Regions from separate parts of the Homo sapiens genome. Here region 2 is linked to region 1. The links are chromatin loops, found by intact Hi-C in ENCODE. Cell type or tissue: B cell. All regions are shown on one strand. Links, peaks and the distances in the headings refer to the core of each region. The heading gives the core; the rest is flanking DNA. Region 1 overlaps EML6 (EMAP like 6). Region 2 has its middle 11 kb from the start of CCDC88A.

Region 1 (9,815 bases), core at 728-8,727:
GAGAAATGCTCCCAAAAAATATTATTCGAACATTGTTATCACCAGAGTTTTCCATCTCATATATTTAGGAAGGTAGCATCCACAAAGCTTCCTTACCTGCGGGGAATCCTCCTGGGGCCAAGTGGGTAATTGGTCATTTTGATGTGTATATAATACCTCTCATGTGTGCCTTCACAGGGCTTTGTAACAGGTGGAAAGGACGGCATCGTGGAGCTCTGGGATGATATGTTTGAAAGATGTTTGAAGACTTATGCCATTAAAAGATCAGCATTGTCGACTAGCTCAAAAGGTGCCACTCCCAAACATGTAATAGAGATCTTTGTATTCATAGGGATGGAGAAGATTGTACTAAAGTTTTTAGAAAACTATTAGCAAATCAATTTTCTCCCTCTTCCATGTTTAGAACTCTCTTCCTCTGGTAGAAATGTCAAGGCTGACTGCCTAGTACCTAGTTCTTTGGAGCTATAAAAATTGAATTTATACTAATAAGCAGTTGTTTTTGTTATTGTGTTAAATATACCATCCCCTTCCCCAGGCTTGCTTTTGGAAGATAACCCTTCAATTCGTGCCATCACTTTGGGACATGGACATATCCTGGTGGGAACAAAAAATGGAGAGATTCTGGAAATTGATAAGAGTGGCCCAATGACACTGCTTGTTCAGGTACTGTTTGTATGTATTCTAAACTGCAGTTCACATCAAGGCTGGGACTAGAGTGAGGCAAAGTTGATGCTTAGGTTGCAAAACTTAAGGAGGCACTCACTCTCAGGGTTGCACAAGAGTTGAACTAGTTACCTATTGCTGTGTAACAAATTGCCACAAGCTTAGCAGCTTAAAACAACACACATTTATTTTCTCACAGTGTCTGTGGATCAGGAATCTGAGCACAGCTTAACTGGATCTTCTGCTTAGTGTTTTATAAGGTTGCAATAAAGGCCAGGGTTATGGTCTCATCTGAGGCTAAACTGGGGAAGATTTTTCCAAGCTCACTCATGTTGTTGGCAGAATTAAGTTGCTTGTAAGTGTAGGACTAAAGGCTTTTTTTTTTCTTGCTGGCTGTTGGCCAGAGGCCATTTTCAGCTCCCAGAGGCTGCCCACAGTTCCTTGCCACATAGGGTTTCCCAACATTGCTGCTTTCTCAAAGCCAAAAACAGAGGGGAAAAAAATAGATACTACAATTTTATGTTACATAATTATGTCATCACATATGTGGAATCATAACATTCCATTGCCTTTGCCATATGCTGTTGGTTAGAAACAAGTCACAGGTCATACCACACTCAAAGGGAGGTGATTATGCAAGAGTGTGAAAACACAAGAGGAGTATGAGGGTCACCGTCACTGGCCACCCTCTGGCCACCAGTTATTCATGTCCCTACCACATACAGAATCCTTTACCTCCACCTCCAAGGTCCCCAAGAGCCTTATCACATTACAGGATCTGCTCAAAGTCCAGAATCTCATTATCTAAATTGGGTCCAGGTGTGGAAGAAGTGCCTTAGATGTAAGTCCTGTCAATCTGTCCGTCCATAAAATGAACAAGACAAATTACCTGCTCCCCACATGCCAGATGCACCTGTGCCCCTTTGGAATGTGGGCCTCACTATAGTCTCAGCCTTGGTCCACATAAGCAAATTGCATCCTCCTTAGTCCCTGTCTTCCCTCAAAAGTCATATTTAGGTAAAATTGAACTAAAATAAATGTAACAGAACCTTTTAGGAGCCAAGAAATGATAAAATCTCACCTCAAGGATGGGGATGTGGTAGGATGTGGAGGTGCGTTAGGTAGTCCTGCCCAGTTTGGTGATGGATAAGACCATATTTAGGTGGAAGAGGCATGGTGAGGGGTGAAGGATGTGTGTTCAGAAGTTGGAGAGAAAAGAAAATGCACTGATCATATGAGCAGTCAGAACTTCCAAGATTCCAGTGCAGGAGCTTCCCCTCCTTGCCTTGATCTCTGAGTGATTGATGCCTGCAGGCTTGCTGTATTACGAGTGAATCCCCAAATCCCACTGAGAGGGTCCCTCTGACTTACTGTATCATGGAAACACATGTGCATATACACTATGGCTCAGGACACTGCAAGGCTTTAAAAACACAGGTGCCCAAATCCCACCCTGGATATCCTGAACAAGTCTGTGTTTTTAAAAGAAAAAATCTATGTTAAAAACAAACCTCGAAAGCTCTGCAGCTGGTCGTGCCTTGCAGCCAGGCTAGAGAACTAGGCTGGAGATGCATCCTTGAGGCAATGAGGTCTTTGTTCTCCAGCTGTTCTTGCTTTTGTTGTTTTCTTCCAAACTAAATCTTTTTTTTTCTGGCCATAACTTCTAATTTAATTTTACTGAAAAGTATTTATTTACTTTTTAATCTCCAAATGTTTGAGAATGTAAATTGTTTCCATGTATGCTATATTGCTAGATATTTTAGAAGATTTATGCCCCAATATGATTTAAATAATACTGTAAGATCTAAACTTTGTTTTCTCTCTTATTTTGTTACACTTGAGGTAGTTTGGTTTAAATATGTTTTATGCTTGACCAAGGCTTTTCACTTCTTAATTCTCTACAATTCTATTCTTTCCTATGTTTGTTTCTATTGCTCTAATAAGAAAAATAACCACAGCAATCATATATTGAGCACCTACTCTGTGTCAGGCAATACCGTTGTACGACATTTGTCTCATCTCCACAACAGATTGGCTCTGTTACATTGTTTTATAGATGAGGGACCTAAAGCCCAGAAAATTACCCACAGTCACATGCTAAGAACTGCAGAGCTGGGATTCCAACCAAGGTTTGCCAGAGCCCTTGTTCACCTCACCAGGCTGTTCCCCACATCTCTTAGCTTGGACACTTCAGGAAAGCCCCTGAGCTATGGGGTGGCTGGTTGAGCTGCTGGAAGCTTCAGACCAGATGTTAGTTACCATCTTTGCCACCTACATGTGTACCATTCTCTCCCTTTTTTTTTTTTCAGCATCTTTTTTTCGTCTTCTGCTCTCTCATTTGCTATTTCCTCTTAGGTGGATCTCATTATTTCAGTTCAGTCAATGTTTGTTGGGCTCCTGCCCAGGTCTGCTCTGTGCTGTGTATATGTGCAGTGGAATAAGGGCTTCCTGCTTGCCCAGGACCGTGTCACAGTCCTGTTCTGAGAGATGATAGAGACAGCAAGGGAAAGTGAAGGAACTGTAGAGGCAGTGTGAGTGAGACGATGGGCTGTCCTGCCGGAAGAAGATTTTAGATCCACTTTGCCGGTTTTGGTGGCACGGCAATCCAATCACAGTTGGAATAGACTGCTTATTTTTTAAGAGAAAATAAGGTTGGGGGAGGGGAGAATGGCAGGTGATGGGTTGTGGCATTTCCCGTCATGTGTGCTTTGAAGCAGTCAGCTCGCAGTTGTACAGCTGTTTATGATCAGCTTTGTGGGTGATCAGCAGCAAAGCAGGATCCTAAGCCCATTTCCTTGAGCCATTCAAGGTCCTTCAAGCCTGCCTCGCTTACTGTCCGATCCTGTGTTACACGGGGATTAAAATAAACAGATTAAGGAAATACAATTTTGATGTCAATATAAGGCAGTGGTTTAAAAGGATCTCTGGGTCCCACAATCTTGTTCTTAACTAAAATACACAAAGGGGCTCAGTCTATAGAAGAGCTTCAAGCAGAGTCAGTCTGGGAAGATGTGAGGTTGACCCCTGAGCTGTACCCTGACTGTGACTCTGGGGCTGGGAGGCTTCCAAAGAGAAGGCTAGAAAACCGGGGATGTAGGGTGTCCTCAAATCCAATAAATTCAAAAACAATGTCTGTATCCTTCAGCCCTCATTTTCTCATATTTGAATGTCAGTTGTATTTGGAACTTTACATCTTCTGCCAAATTACTGTTTTGCTCAAATAGCTTCTCAGTTAAATTGGAATCATCCAATTTCTCTTTGGAAAGCCACCTGTTCCCCAAAGCATTCCAGCTACAAACACCTTTCAGATGCCTGTGTGTGGGCTTCCTTTTTGCTTTACTAAGCAAAGCCTTTTTGTAATTAGCCATTAAAAAGCCAAAATTCAGTAAACAGTTAATCTGGTCTGTTTTATTGCTCTGTAGCACTAATCTTTACACACTGCATTATAGAGTGAAAAATTATGAGAATCAAATTCATTTTCTCCCTGTTAAGTGTTCGTTATAAAAAAATACTGCTTTCTCTTAGTTATTATTCTAAGCCAGCCAAGTGTGTTTGTGATAAGATACAGATACATGGAATTGGTCCAGTGCTTATTAAGCACCTTTCAGTTTTTGATGTTCATTGTTGGCACATGGACAGACCAATTTGTGAACAGACGCAGAACCTGGGCTACACCGAGGACGCTTGAAATGAAAATTTAGCTTCCTTTACTTCTGCTCTGCCGAATGCTACACATTCAAAGGACTAAAATTGCATAAATAATTAGAATATTGCTCTTCAATTTCACTGACATGAATGGGTCGTACCTGCATCTTTTAGAATATGATTTAACTGAAGGAAGTGGTTTGTGTCCTTGTGATTAAGCTGCTTTACTAGGAGGGTACATATATACTATGTTTATTTAGTATGAAACAACAGAAAAGCAGGCATTTCACCATTTACCTGGATGTTTCTAAATGGAAAGATGTTTGGCATCATATAAACAAAACCAATAAGCAATGAGTTCATGTTTTGCTTTGCAAATGAATGATTTAGCATCGTGTAGGTCTAGCTGTAGATTCAAGTTTAAATGAAAAAATTATTTCGGGTGATGATTTTGGTTCAAGGAAGCTCAAAGTGTGTTTATTCCTATTTGTGCTTTTTTGTGGTACTCTTGGACTGAATATGTAGCACCAGGCTAAAGAAGGGCTAGCCAAACAGCATAAGTAGAGTTTATGTTGCCCCTTTTCCTCTCCCACAGGGGCACATGGAAGGAGAAGTGTGGGGGTTGGCAGCTCACCCTCTCCTGCCCATCTGTGCAACAGTGAGCGATGATAAAACACTTCGCATCTGGGAACTATCTGCCCAGCACCGTATGCTGGCAGTACGGAAACTCAAAAAAGGTACATAACACCACCTTACACATCTGTCAGAGTATTTACAAGTAACAGAATGTGTCATATTTATTCACTCAGTTAATATTTACTGAGGGCACGTGTTATATGCCCATAAATATGCTGGGCAATGAGAATTTTATATTGGTTGCTACAGTCATAACTAAGCACATGTAGAATTATGCCAGAAGGCTGGCCTAATCCAGCTCCATTTTTCACTTCATTTTCCTTGCACTGCACAGATATTTGCCACCTGGGGGCAATATGTCCTTCCTCTTCTCATTGAGAGCTGTGGGAGTCAATTGAAATTCATCAGCTTTTAAAGAATGCTATTTATTTTGTAACAGTCTCCAGAACTTATTTTATGACTTGAAAACAAACATCAATTATATAGAAATATAATACTTAAGAAATGAGTAAATATGTCTTGAACACCTAAATGCACTAGAACTATGAGGTGTACTGAGAGGTACAAATTCAGCAAACATTTATTAAGTAGCTTCTGTGTGGCAGGCACAGGGGATCCCATGATGAATGGTCCCATCTCTAGTGTCAGAGATAGACAGGACTTGAACAGAGTCTCAGCAACATATCCATTCAAATTGGGTAATTCGAGGAGAGTCTTTAAAATGGGACTATTTATATAAAGGGATGGGGAAGGTATGAGGAAATGACCAGGGATAGTGCAGCACTATGCAGCTAGTAATGGCGGCTGCTCTCACTGGCCCTGGGCTTGAAGGGACAGGAGGAGAGGACAATTGCTGCAACCTTGAATATGAGAGCCACATGAGATGGCAGCCTGAGAGAAGCCACGACTGATAGCAGGGGACTCTGCCAGCATGCAGTGACCCTGCGGGAGGCAGCCAGGGAAATAAATGGCCCGGCCTCCCTATTCTTCCTCCATCTCTCTAATTTCCCACCAGTGCTCCCCGTTGGCCAAAGTCAACCTGAAACCAGAGGACAAGGGAGCCCATTGATGCTCTCCATGCAGACCAGCTTCAGGCACAGAGCAGGGTGGACAAGGGCAAAAAGGGGATGTGAAAGGACAAACTAAAGATATTTGGCACAAAGTACCCTGGAGCCTCAGAGGACATCTACTGCTTGGAAATGCTTCATCAGAGAGGTGACGAGCTGAGGCTTGAAGGATCTGTAAAAGTTCTTAAGAGGGAAGGATGAAATTGAGGTCTGACCCTAAAATATTTGTACTGAGTAATTTTATAAGCAGACATGAGGATTGTATTCTAGGGTAATAAAATGAAGAAAGGTGTCAAAACAGTAGTAACAATAGTGATGGTGGCTAATATGGCTGAGCCAACAACTATGCCAGCTCTTTCCATGTAGTCTTTGTAGGAACCCCATGAGTAAGGCTATTATTATTGCCACTTACAAATCAGAAAACTGAGGCACAGGAAGCTTAATTAGTTTGCACATTTAGTAGGTAATGGAACCAAATTCAAACCCATGCAGTGTGACTGTGAGAACACACCTGTGGCCACTGCTTAACACTATTTCCCTCTGCCGTGTTGCCTGTCTTTACACTAGGCTCCTGGGGATTGGTAAATGGTGGAGGCAGGATTTCCCAAATCTAAGTCCAAAGCCCATGCTCGTAATCACTACAGGCTAGAATCATTTTGGCTACTAGTTTATATCGGGGGAATGATAGGCCAAGTCCTCACTGTGAAGGACTTGAATGTCAGTGAATGGACTTTATTCTCTAAGTTAAAAATTAGTTGAACAACTATTGACCCATCTTAGATAGGATAACCATTCAACCCAGTTTACCCCTGTTGTTCTGGTATAATTATTAATAGCTTTCCTTTTCACTCTCAAACGTGTCTTGGTCTGTACGATAGATTGTGATTAACCTAATCTTGATGATGCTCTTCAAGGGCAGGCTTGTATTTTCATTGTCTCAGTACTGGCACGTCAGTTTTGAGCATGAACACAGCTTTCAGCATACCATGAACAGAGGAGTTGGTAAAGAGGCTCGGTATTAAATGCCCTGGCACAAGGCCACCTGGCTGTCCTATCCCTGGGGTGTGCTTACAACGCTCGACAATAAGAATGGTGGCAGAGGGTAGGCATGTTCTTGAATCAGTTTCCTTTTAGACATACCTTTGCAAAGTCCATGCTCCTGATTCAGAAATGTCTTTGTGACCCTACAAAGGAGTAGAGAACATGGTTCATGGAGCACCATCACCCTAGTGCCAATTAGTTTTCCAGAAACCCCTTGGGAGAATGTTCAGATTCCATTCTTCGCGTGACAGAAGAGGCAAGAACAACATCTTTCACCTCTAGAGTTATACATTACAATCCGTGGATCAGAGAATTGGAGCAACTAAAAGAATGAGGTCCTCTAAAGCAAGTTGTATGTAAGGCTTAATATTTAAAAAAAATGGTTTCTGGAAATTTTATTATAGAACTCCTATTCTTAAATATTACCTCTTTTCTTCGAAGCAAAGATACTGGTCCTATTAACCCTATACTCCTTTTCTCCATTTACCCCACTTATTTTTTGGAAACCCCAGGTATTTAAATACTCATAAATGAATGAATAAACCTCATGGAAGTTGAAAATGTATTTTTGATATTATGATCTTTTTCCTTGGACTTGGGGAGAAGAGATACTTAATTTTATTTTCTTGAGACAGGGTCTCCCTCTGTCATCCAGTCTGGAGTGCCATGGCATGATCACTGCTCACTGCACCCTCCACCTCCAAAGCTCAAGTGATCCTTCCACCTTGCCTCCTGAGTAGTTGGAATTACAGGCATGTGCCACTATTCCTGGCTAATTTTTGTATTTTTTGTAGAGATGGGATTTTGCTGCGTTGCCCAGGCTGGTCTTGAACTCCAGGGCTCAAGCAATCCACCTGCCTTGGCCTCCCAAGGTGCTGGGATTACAGGCATAAGCCACTGCACCTAGCTTATTTCTTTACTTTTTGTACAGGGTGGGTTTCGCCTCTACAAAAAATAACTTTTCAACTAATTTTTAACCTACGGAATGTGGCCCAGACTGGTCTCGAACTCCTGGGCTCAAGAGTTCCACCTGCCTCGACCTTCCAAAGTGCTGGGATTACAGGCATGAGCTGCTGCGCCCAGACAAGAGGTGTCTTAAATTAGGAAGTTTTAGTTCTCACAAGTGTAGTGTCAATTTAAAGGCAGTCACGTGTCCATACATAATGCACATCATCAGATTTCTTCATCTTTTCATGTGGTTTGCTTGACAGTGAAGTTTTGGATAATAAGTGTTTTTTGTGGATTCTTCTGTAGGTGGAAGATGCTGTGCCTTTTCCCCTGATGGGAAAGCCTTAGCGGTTGGCTTGAACGATGGGAGTTTCCTGGTGGTAAATGCTGACACTGTTGAAGACATGGTCTCTTTCCATCACAGAAAAGAAATGATCTCTGATATTAAGTTTTCAAAAGGTGAAGATGACAGCAGATACTTTTTAAAATAGCACAGTCTTGGGACAAAAAATTACAAGAATGAACTATTTCAAATGTTTCTTTGACCATTTTCCCACTTTTAAAATACTAAGTTCCTGGAAGTAAATTCCTATATAAAATGCTTCGATGTTAACCCCACATTTTTCTTAACAGATACGGGAAAATACCTTGCCGTGGCATCCCATGATAACTTTGTGGATATTTACAACGTACTTACAAGCAAAAGGGTTGGCATCTGTAAAGGTGCTTCTAGTTATATTACACACATTGACTGGGACTCTAGAGGTAAAGTATGTTGTGGCTTTTAAAATAGAATTTCTGTGTTTAAAAAATGTCCATTTATGCATTGTTTCTAGAGAGAATGGCAGTTGAGTGTTAGAAATGGGAAAGGGGAATCCCACAACAATATAAACGACTGTAATTTTACAACCCAGAGGCAGCTGCTGCTAACATTTTGAATACTTTTTCCATCTTTTTACGCTTAGGATGATTATTGTCACTATTGATTCAAGCCATTGAGTTTTAAGACAGTTAAAGATACATGATGCCTTTTGTTATCATAGCAAGCCACCACCTCACCTTTAGTTGGGAGTGCTTTCTCCTTGTCTTGGGTCCCCTCATCCTCCTCCTGGCTGGTTTCCCTTTTCCACCCAAAGCTCCACCTCTTGGAGAACCGCCCAAAAAGGCTCAAGCAAATTTCCTCCTCCAGCAGAGGTAGAAATCTACATTCAGCCTGCCTAAAATTTCTCTGCTCTATAAAACTCCCAACCTACTCCTACCTCCTCCAAGTCATGCCCACAAATGCCATGAGGATTTGTCTATTTAATAACTCTAGCTTTTATGGTGTTGCATAGTCTTAAGCTAGCAAATGTGGAGGCTCTGGAAGTGAGTAAGACATGGTTTCTGCTCCCTGTGGAGTTTATAATTGAGTGAGGGAGATACTTATCCATAAATAATACAAGAGCACAAAATGGGTACCGTGTGAGTAAGCAGTGGTGAGTCACAAGGGAAGTGGTGAGCAGGGACTCCGAATGGGCCACGGCAGCATTCAGTACCCAGGGTGGAACATTGCACTATAGGGTGAGTCACTCGTAAATCCTATCCTCAAGACTCGGCTGATGTTGAGAGTCTGGAGCGGGTACTTGGGAATGGACAGCATTCCCACCTTCAGAGACGTTGTAGTCCACTGTGGTAGAGAAGCACCAAGCCCAATGTATGCTCTGAGGGAAAGCTCCTTGGAGGTAATCCATGGAGCCTCTGTAGAAGGGAGTGACCTTTGAGGTTGATCTTGAGAGATAAGGAGAAATCCACCAGATAGCGCTATCAAGGAAGAGC
Region 2 (9,815 bases), core at 1,233-9,232, 530 kb after region 1:
GAGGTATCGTATTCTCATAAGGAGCACGCAACTTAGATCCCTTGCATGCACAGTTCATCACAATAGGGTTCCCGCTCCTATGAGAATCTAATGCCGCCACTGCTCTGACAGGAGGCAGAGCTCAGGCAGTAATGCTGGCTCGCCACCCAACTCCTGCTATGCGGCACAGTTCCTAACAGGCCATGGACCAGTGCCGGTCCACAGCCCAGGGACTGGGGACCTCTGTTATAGAGGAGAAAATAAAAATGCGCAGAAAAGGACAAATACTGTAAAACAAACTTCTAGAAGTTGAAAAAAAATTAACTCTTCTATTCTAATCATAAGCCTATTCCCAACCTCTACTATTCAACTATTTACATCTTAGAGACAGACATTAGCAATACCTAGTTGAAAGAGAACCTAGGCAGAACACCTGATGGATCATTAATAAAATACATAAACATTCCATGTAATGGGCACTTTCCTCATGGTGAAGATCACAATTATAACTGATGAATAGCATAACACAAAAGCTTAAGACCTTCTAATAAAAGAAACACAAACTGGGCATTCTTGGGTATAATAATACCATCTTTAGAACATGACTTAAATTTTTCACACAGCATTCCCTTTAAGATAAATGAGCAAAAAGATTTCCACATAAAGAACCATTGGTAGTTTTAAGGGTACTGAAAATAAGCCTGAGTTAAAACAATTAAATACTTTGAACCATAGGAAAAGCAAAGATCTGCTTCCATATTAAAAAATACAAATTACAGATTATAATAAACATTACAAGTGAGGATATCTGAAGATATTTTATTTCCTTCTGGTGAATGGTAGTAGGAAGATATTTAGAAATGCATACATTCTTAAGCGACTATGTAATTGATGTTCTGCTGTTGAAAAGTTAAAATTCACATGAAACGTTTTAAAAATTTACAATTTAAATGTTTTTTCCTAATTTTCAATCAATACATGCTAATTGATTATTTTCTTAAAATATCAGTTTGAGAAGAGTTCTTAGACTCAATTTTATTGCAATAATTTTTTAAAGTAAAGATCTGTCTTTGGTTTCTTCAACTAAAATAGCAATATAAAATATTCAGTTACATTAGGTTTACCATTTTGCATATTTTGTAAACTATTTTATTTTCTCATAAAAATAATACATTTCATCGTCATATTTGGAAAAAAAATCCACAACACATAAAGAAAAAACATAAAAAAGAATAGACCAGGTGTGATGGCTCACACCTGTAATCCCAGCACTTTGGGAGGCTGAAGCAGGTGGATCACCTGAGGTCAGGAGTTCAAGACCAGCCTGGCCAAAGTGGTGAAACTCCTTCTCCACTAAAAATACAAAAAATTAGCCGGTTGTGGTGGCGGGTCCCTGTAATCCCAGCTACTTGGGAGGCTGAGGCAGGAGAATTGCTTGAACCCAGGAGATGGAGGTTGCAGTCAGCTGAGATCACGGCACTGCACTCCAGCCTGGGCGACAGAGTGCCTATCTCTATAAAATAATTTTAAAATTAGCCAGATGTGGTGGCACATGTCTATAACGCCAGCTACTCAGGGGGCTGAGGTGGAAGGATAGCTTGAGACGGAAGGTCAAGGCTGCAGTGAGCCATGATTGTGCCACTGCACTCCAGCCTGAGTGACCCAATGAGACCCTGTCTCTAAACAAAAACAGAAACAAGGCTGAACATGCCTCTCAGTTTGAATTAATCAATAAATAGAATTCAAATGCATTTTTAGTAATGATATTTATCATATACTAAATGCGTAGTACTGCCAGGTCAACAATTTTTTTTTTTTTTTTTTTTAAGACAGAGTCTCGCTGCGTCGCCCAGGCTGCAGTGCAGTAGCGCGATCTTGGCTCACTGCATCCTCCGCCTCCCAGGCTCAAGTGATTCTCATGCCTCAGCCTCCCGAGTAGCTGGGATTACACGCATGGACCACTGTGCCTGGCTAATTTTTGTATTTTTAGTAGGAGATGGGTTTTGCCATGTTGGCCAGGCTGGTCTCAAATTCCTGGCCTCAAGTGATCTGCCTGCCTCCACCTCCCAAAGTGCTGGGATTACAGGTGTGAGCCACCACACCCAACCCAGGTTAACAATTTTTACAAAATCAGAGTTCAAATTCCTATAATCATGTATACAATTTGGCTAATAAATCTTACAAAAAATTAAAATATGTTCTCCATGTTTATCACAAAACTGACGGTCATGAGTTCTAAGTTTGTCAGTGCATTCCCAATTTCTTCACTAATCAATATTTATTGAACCACCATATGTATAAGATAAGCATACTGAGCACAAAAGACTGTGTCTAAATGAGGCCAAAAGAAATAAAACTACAAACTATATATCATTCAATCAATTAGTTCAGAGGTCGGCAAACTTTTTCTGTAAAAGGCCAGATAGTAAATATTTTAGGCTCTGTGAGCCATAAGGTCTCTCTCACAATGACTCAACTCTGCCATTGTAGCAAGAAGCAGCCATACACTATAGGCAAAGAAATAGGCGCGGCTCTATCCTTGTTGAATGCATAGGATGCAAATAAAACAAAACAAAAAACAGGAATGACTTTCTTCCCTGTGAATTAACTGACTACAAATAATTAAATAAACTATCCAACTATATTGTATATAGTTACCTTCTGGAATTGCAGAAATGGTCTACAAGCTCCTTGGAAGCTGAATTTCATTACTCTGTTGATTCAGATATAGTTCGAATTGCTTTCATTCTTTCAGCATGTTACCATTGATAACTTTTCTTCTGTATATAAAATTTTTGTTTGTTTGTTTCTAGTCTTCTTGAGTTCTAGCAGGAAGCAGAGGGCACACTTAAAGTGTTTAACTTTAGGCTGCTTCAGACAAAAAAAAAGCATTTAAGTGAAAAGAAAGTAATGAAGGAATGATTTAGAGAGGCATGAGAAGGTAAGTGAATGAACATGGGGGCAGGGAACCACCCAAGGATGAACGATAGCAAGGAGCACTTCTCACCCCTAGGCCTGAAGGGGCAAGAGGAGGAAACTGTGCTGCCAGAACCCTGAAAGACCTGGAGCCTTGGAAGAGGAGTCTTTAAATAGGAACTGTGTCCATACAGTGTGGAGCCACTGCCATAATCATGATGCAGAAGAAAGGCAAATAAATATCCCAATCTCTCCATCCTCCTCACTTATATTTCAGGCCAGTGCTTCCCTTCTGGCTGAACCCCCTGGAAGTAAAGAATAAGAAGCCCCATATGATGGTGTCCATAGAGGTCAACCTTCAGGGCACAGAAGACAGTGGGACCAGAAGCCCCAGTAGAAGACTGTGTAGCACAGAGCTGCATGTGAAAGGTGTGGAGAACACCTAGAACCATTTCTGTAGATTTTCTGAAAGTCATATAAGAAGGCAATTATTTTCAATTTAACAGAAGCTTAAGCTTTTGGTAAAATGTCATGAAGAGACAGAGGCAGCTGATAAGAATGTTAAACTGCCATAAAATTTATGGCGTATAGGTCAACATCTATGATCGATTGCTGCAAGGTATTAATTTTTTTTTTTTACAGTGTCTTGCTCTATCACCCAGGTTGGAGTGTAGTGGCATGATCACAGCTCACTGCAGCCTTGATCTCCCAGGCTTAAGCCACCCTCCTACCTCAGCCTCCTGAGTAGCTGGTACTATAGGTGTGTGTCACCATTCCTGGCTAATTTTTTTTTTTTTTAAGAGATGGGGTTTCACTACATTACTCAGGCTGGTCTTCAACACATAGGGTCTAGGGTCAAGTGATCCTCCTGCCCTTGCCTCCCAAAGTGCTGGGATTACAGGTGTGAGCCACTGTGCCTGGCCAACAATTTTATTTTAACCGACAAATATATAGTATCAGTGTCCTGCAGTGTCTTGCAGATAGTATGTGCTCTGTATTAGTGGAATATATAAATTTGTTGAATTAATTAATTTTCAATCATTATGAAATTAACATAGTAGGCCGGGCAGAGTGACTCACACCTATAATCCTAGCACGTTGGGAGGGGAAGGCGGGAGGATCGCTTGAGCCCGAGAACTTGAGACCAGCTTGGGAAACTTGGTGAAACCCCTGCTCTACAAAAAGTACAAAAATTAGCCAGGCATGATGGCATGCACCTGTAGTCCCAGCAACTGGGGACACTGGGGTGGGATGATCACCTGAGTCCAGGAGGTCGAGGCTGCAGTGAGCTGTGATCACACCACTGCACTCCAGCCTGAGCCACAGAGTGAGACCCTGTCTCAAAAAAACAACAACAACAAAAAACAAAACAAAACAAAACAAAAAAAACAAAGGGCCAAAAAGTCTCCTAACAAATCCTTTTTTCTAATCATCAGCTAGATTGCTTATCTTTTGCAATACATTCATCATGTGAGGATTTCGACTCTGAATTAGGAAGAAACTATCTGTGTCATGTATCACAAACTCCTACACACTTTTTATGGAAATTTACTAGTAGACAGACCTCCAAGCTCTGGACTGGATTTATTTCGATCCCAAAAGGCAGCCTACTCTTAGTTTTAGATCTTAACCTCCTCCTTCTGTTTAGTTTAAGACATGGCAGTAGTATATCAATTTTATTATGGTAGCTACAAACAGTTTTGATTTAGTTACAATTTTGAATTACTCAGCTGTCTCAGTCTTTTTTATTTTCACCTTTATTTACTATAACCCTATCTAACTCATGACCGAATTTTTTTTTTTAACAAGGGTCATAAGGACAATGGCCATATTTTTCCTGCAGTGCAATGTGAAAGCATTTTTCTCTTACTCAATTAGCAAGAGCATATCAAATTACATAGAATTGGCAAAACTCAACATGATTTTGTGAAGAGCAAATCCTGCTGAACTAATTTCTTTTTTTTTTTTTAAACCAACTGCAAAACCTGGCAGATGGTATAGCAATGATCACCTCTGCAAAACATCAGCTGTGTCTACTTACTGGTATATACATCATGTGTTTTTAAATGTATTGCAGTGTACAAGTCTGAGGTAGAATCATGAAAGGAATACCTTCTTCTTCCGTCACTGTGTGAACGCTAATCTCAGCAAACAGACATAAATGAGACTGGAATTGGTTATTGAGTATGCCAAGTACACACAGACTGTAGATCATCCCTTGTCTCCAGAGAAGCAGGAAAGTAGAATTCCACCTGGCTTAGAAATAGGTGACCTCGTGCAACCAGGATTTCTCTAAATTGTAAGTAACATAATATCCCTGTACTTCTGCACCAAAGAACCTCCATCTTAACTATACTACAAAAAAAATCTGGCTGCTAAGAGGCAATAGGGAAATTAAAATTCTCCAAAAACATCTATATATTTCAAAAATAATCTTTTGGTAACATCTGATGCTTCCTGATCTTGTGAGAAGCACCATCTACAAGCCTTAGCTGCAATGTCTGTCTAAAATTTTACACAAGGTGTTTTGTCCAATATGAGAACTCTCTATTTAGTTCCTTTTCTTTGTTCATTCAACAAACACACATTATGAGTATTTACTGCATACTAGGCATTGGAGACATGAAGATGAATAAGACATTTCCTTTTGACACATGAACCCTCAGAGACCTTGTAGTCTGCTAAGGAATACAAACTAATTATTCTAAAACAATTCAATCTGTAGTATATGCTATTTGTGGGAGAAACAAGGTTCAATAATGGAAAGTCAAGAAAGTCTCCACAGAAAGATGACTTTTGAGCCAGGCCTTGAGTGATAAGTAAGTGTTTAATGGGGAGTGGAAGTACAGGGAATTTCAGGTGGAAGAACCACCAAAGCAAAGCATCATCAAGGTATAGAAGAGTATATTGTGTCTGAGGAGCCATGAGTAGCTTGACGTGGCTAAAGAAGTTTCCAAATGTGGACAATGGTGAGAAATGAAAGTTAAAGTCATATTAAGAAGAAACCCAAATATCACACTAAAGAACTTGGCCTTTTATCCTATTGGTCGTAGAGTACAACTGAGCTTTAAAAAAAAAAATCAAGGGAATGATATCAGATTTCTCCTTTAGAAGAAATTTCTAGCAGCACTATAGTAGGGGGATTGGAAAGAGGTGAGACTGTAGGCAGAGAAACCAGACAGGAGCTCCTCCTACTAATGTTTTATAGTTTCAACTTCTACTGCTTTTGTTTGTCACAAGTTTAATACTGTCTTTTTTGAACTTTGCTGAGACAGGAGGTTTGAACACTGCCATCAAGTCAGCAACTTGTTCATGTTGCCCTCTATTGGTAGAAAGGAAAAGAAATTACTATCAAGGGCATTATTTCACATTTCATTTGTTGATGGTATTTCGATTTTCCTGAAATAATGTTTGTTATGTTTTGTAACATAAAAAACATATGCTGGCATTATATTACAATTACAGGAATACCTCTGAAATTACACTTCGAGTAGTAAGGGGATAGTGTAGACAGCAACAACCACAGGAGTTCAAAGAGAGAAATGAATATGGTCTAGCCTGGAGACCTCTCTCTAAATTTCACTTACCTCTAATAATATGAATAATCATGTCTTGATTTATCTGCTTAGAATACACATGCAGATATATTTTAAGCAAACAAATTAAGACATCATGATTTTAAGTATAGCCACACCTTGGAGTAGTTTGGTTCTAGACCACTGCAATAAAGCGAATATTGCAATAAAGCAGGAGATACAAATTTTTTGGTTTCCCAGTGCATAAGAAGTTATGTTTATACTATACTGTAGTCTATTAAGTGTGCAGTAGCATTATGTATAAAAAAATATATATACCTGCATTAAAAAATACTCTATTGCTAAAAAATGCTAATGATCATCTGAGCCTTCAATGACCCAAAATTATTTTGCTGGTGGAGGGTCTTATCTTAATGTTGCTGGCTCCTAATCAATCAGAATGGTAGTTATTGAAGGTTAGGGTGGCTGTGGCAATTTCTTCAAATAAGACAGTAATGAAGTGTGCTACATTGATTGGCTCTTCCTTTCACAAAAGAGTTCTTTGTAGCATGAGCTGCTGCTTGATAGCATTGTACCCACAGTAGAACTTCTTTAAAAATTGAGGTCGATCCTCTCAAACCCTGCCATTGCTTTATTCACTAATTTTATGGAATATCCTAAGTTCTTGTCGTCATTTCAACAATGTTCATGGTATCTTCACTTGAGAGTATATTCCATCTCAAGAAACCACTTTCTTTGCTCATCTATCAGAAGTAACTACTCATTCGTTCAAGTTTTATCATGAGATTGCAGCAGTTCAACTACTTCTTCAGGTTCCACTTCTAGTTCTCTTACCATTTCCACCACAGTTACCTCCTCCCCTGAAGTCTTGAACCCCTCAAAGTCAACCATAAGGGTTGGAATAAACTTCTTCCAAACTTCTGTTAATATTAATATTTTGACCTCCTATGAATCGTGGATATTCGAAAAGACATCTAGAATGGTGAACTCTTTCCAGAAGGTATTCAAGGTATTTTTTCCAGAACCATCACAGAAATCACTATCATTGGCAGCTATAGCATATTTCTTAATGTCATATCATGAAATGTATATTTGGGCTTTTTCCCCATTTCCTGGCACACAACTCCTAAAATCCTTGGAATCTCCAAAGTGCTGTCTCTTTGTACGGCTAATATTGAGTAATAGCTTCAGGTTGGGAGTGGTCACTGGAAAGACCAAAGCATGATTAGAGGATAGGGACTTTCAACCCCATCCCCCAACCTCCGGTGAGGGGATAAGGGGACAAAGGTTAATTGAACACCAATGGCCAATGGTTTAATTAATCATGCCTATGTAACGAAACCTCTCTGAAACCCAAAAGAGCAGGATTTGGAGTGCTTCCAGATAGCTGAATATGTGGAGGTTCCTACAGTATGGTGCACTCAGAGAAGACATGGAACCTCCGTGCTCCTTCACCTATACCTCACTGTATACTTCTCTTCATGTGTATCCTTTATAATGTCCTTTATAATAAACCAGTAAATGTATTAATAAATGTTTCCCTGAGTTCGGTGAGCCACTCCAGCAAATCAATTGAACCCAAAGAAGTGGTTGTGGGGACTCCAACTTGAAGACAGTCAGAAGTTCACCAGGCCCAGACTTGTGACTTGTGTCTGAAGCTTGGGGATTAGCCTTGAGGACTGAGCCCTCAACCTGTGGGATCTGATCTGTCTCCAGGTAGTATCAGATTGGTGTTCACTGCTTGTTGGTGGGCAAAAATCCCCACACATTTAGCCACAGAAGCCTTCTGTGTTGATTGTTGTGGTGTGAGAGCAGAGGGAAACAACACTTTGAGACTTTTTCTCCAAACAAATAACAAGATGAAAGTTGAATTATTCCTTGATCTGTGGGCCGCAGAATGGATGTTGTGTTAGCAGGCAGGAAAACATTAATCTCCTTGTATACCTCCAGCAGGGCTCTTAGATGACCAGGTACATTGTCAGTGAGCAATGTTATTTTTATTTATTTACTTATTTATTTTAGATGGAATCTTGCTCTGTTGCCCAAGCTGGAGTGCAATGGTGCAATCTCAGCTCACTGCAACCTCTGCCTCCCTGGTTCAAGCGATTCTCCTGCCTCAGCCTCTCGAGTAGCTGGGATTACAGGCACACGCCACTACGCCATGCTAATTTTTGTATTTTTAGTAGAGATGGGGTTTCACCATGTTGGTCAGGTTGGTCTCGAACTCCTGGCCTCATGATCCACCCGCCTCAGCCTCCCAAAGTGCTGGGATTACAGGCGTGAGCCACTGCACTGGGCCCTAGCAATGTTATTTTGAAAGGAATCTTTTTTTTCCTGAGCAGCAGGTCTCAACAGTGGGCTTATAATATTCGGTAAACCATGCTGTAAACAGATGTGCTGTCAGGTGGACTTTGGTGCTCCTTTAATAGAGCACAGGCAGAGTAGATTTAGTATAATTCTTTCTTTTTTTTAACTAGGCAAAGAACTTTATTAACCTTTGTTTCAAACTTGATTCCCAAGTTTCTTTGGTTTAATTAGCTGCAAAGAATGAACTGTGTATAAGCAAAAACTGAAAAGAGCTGCAGTGTCCAAGGGGCTTGGGCTTAAAAATATTAGAGATCTAGATTTTATCAGATCCATAAACAAAAATTTCTTAAAAAGCAGTCATAATATAAAATAGCAGCTCCCAGTAACTTTAAGTTTTATCTTCAGAAGTTGACTCAATTCAGTTTGCCCCATTCTTGGAAGCCTCTTCAAATTTCTCCACAAGATCTGGAACTTCATCATCATCATCCTCGCCAGTAGCAAGTGGTGCTTTTCCATCCACAGATTGTTGGGCAGAGCTTCATCCAGTCTCCTTAAATTAGTCAGACTGCCTGTACCAAGCTGGTTTAAGATGCTGGGTAGCATTTCTGCCAGCTGCTTTATCTGAGCATGGCCTGTAACGGTGAAAGTGTTCGCTGCCAGAGATGCCTGAACTTTAGGGTTGTTAAAGTGGTTACTGTTCCTTGGTTTGTAAACATATTCACCTCTTCAATACCAGAGATATTGTTTACCCCTAACTTCTTTAAGGAGAATTGAAGTTTTTTATCATCTGCTGCGGCTGCTCTATGAACCACCTTCTTTCTGCAAGCAGTTCTTTCCCACCAATGCGCACTTGTGCCTGCAGTTTGCGAGTTTTTCCTGGTTCATGATTGCTTCTTTCATCTTGTCGGAGTGGATAAGGGGCCACCCGGGGGACTAGGGTTGGTGCTCAGGGGGTCTTGGGTGGACCAGCTGAGATTGGGTGTACACACCAATTTAGCGTAATTCTTAAGGGCCTTATAATTTTTGGAATGCTAAATGAGCATCGGCTTCAAGTTAAAGTCACCATCTGCATTAGCC

What was found. Hi-C counts contacts between places; a loop is a spot of excess contacts. Peaks named below come from ENCODE experiments on the same cell type or tissue, not always from the same donor. Only the 100,000 strongest peaks of a DNase experiment are listed, where the experiment ranks them.
Region 2: a loop joins it to region 1, with 8 times the contacts of the local background. A loop is called at or near these places in 6 of 110 quality-filtered maps.

The regions. Positions count from the first base shown.
Region 1 is chr2:54,894,738-54,904,552 of GRCh38, forward strand. It overlaps EML6 (EMAP like 6), which reads left to right. Exons shown (of 42, transcript NM_001039753.4): 20 at 178-289; 21 at 536-663; 22 at 4,904-5,045; 23 at 8,307-8,459; 24 at 8,634-8,765. Among named protein-coding and RNA genes, the nearest start is that of EML6-AS1, 150 kb to the left of the region's middle. RefSeq lists an enhancer at 8,899-9,815. In B cell, for the core only: a CTCF peak has its summit at 5,320 (motif pointing right); a DNase peak (open chromatin) is centred at 5,284.
Region 2 is chr2:55,425,993-55,435,807 of GRCh38, forward strand. It overlaps the pseudogene BTF3P5. Among named protein-coding and RNA genes, the nearest start is that of CCDC88A, 11 kb to the left of the region's middle. In B cell, for the core only: CTCF peaks have their summits at 6,212 (motif pointing left) and 6,413; a DNase peak (open chromatin) is centred at 6,199.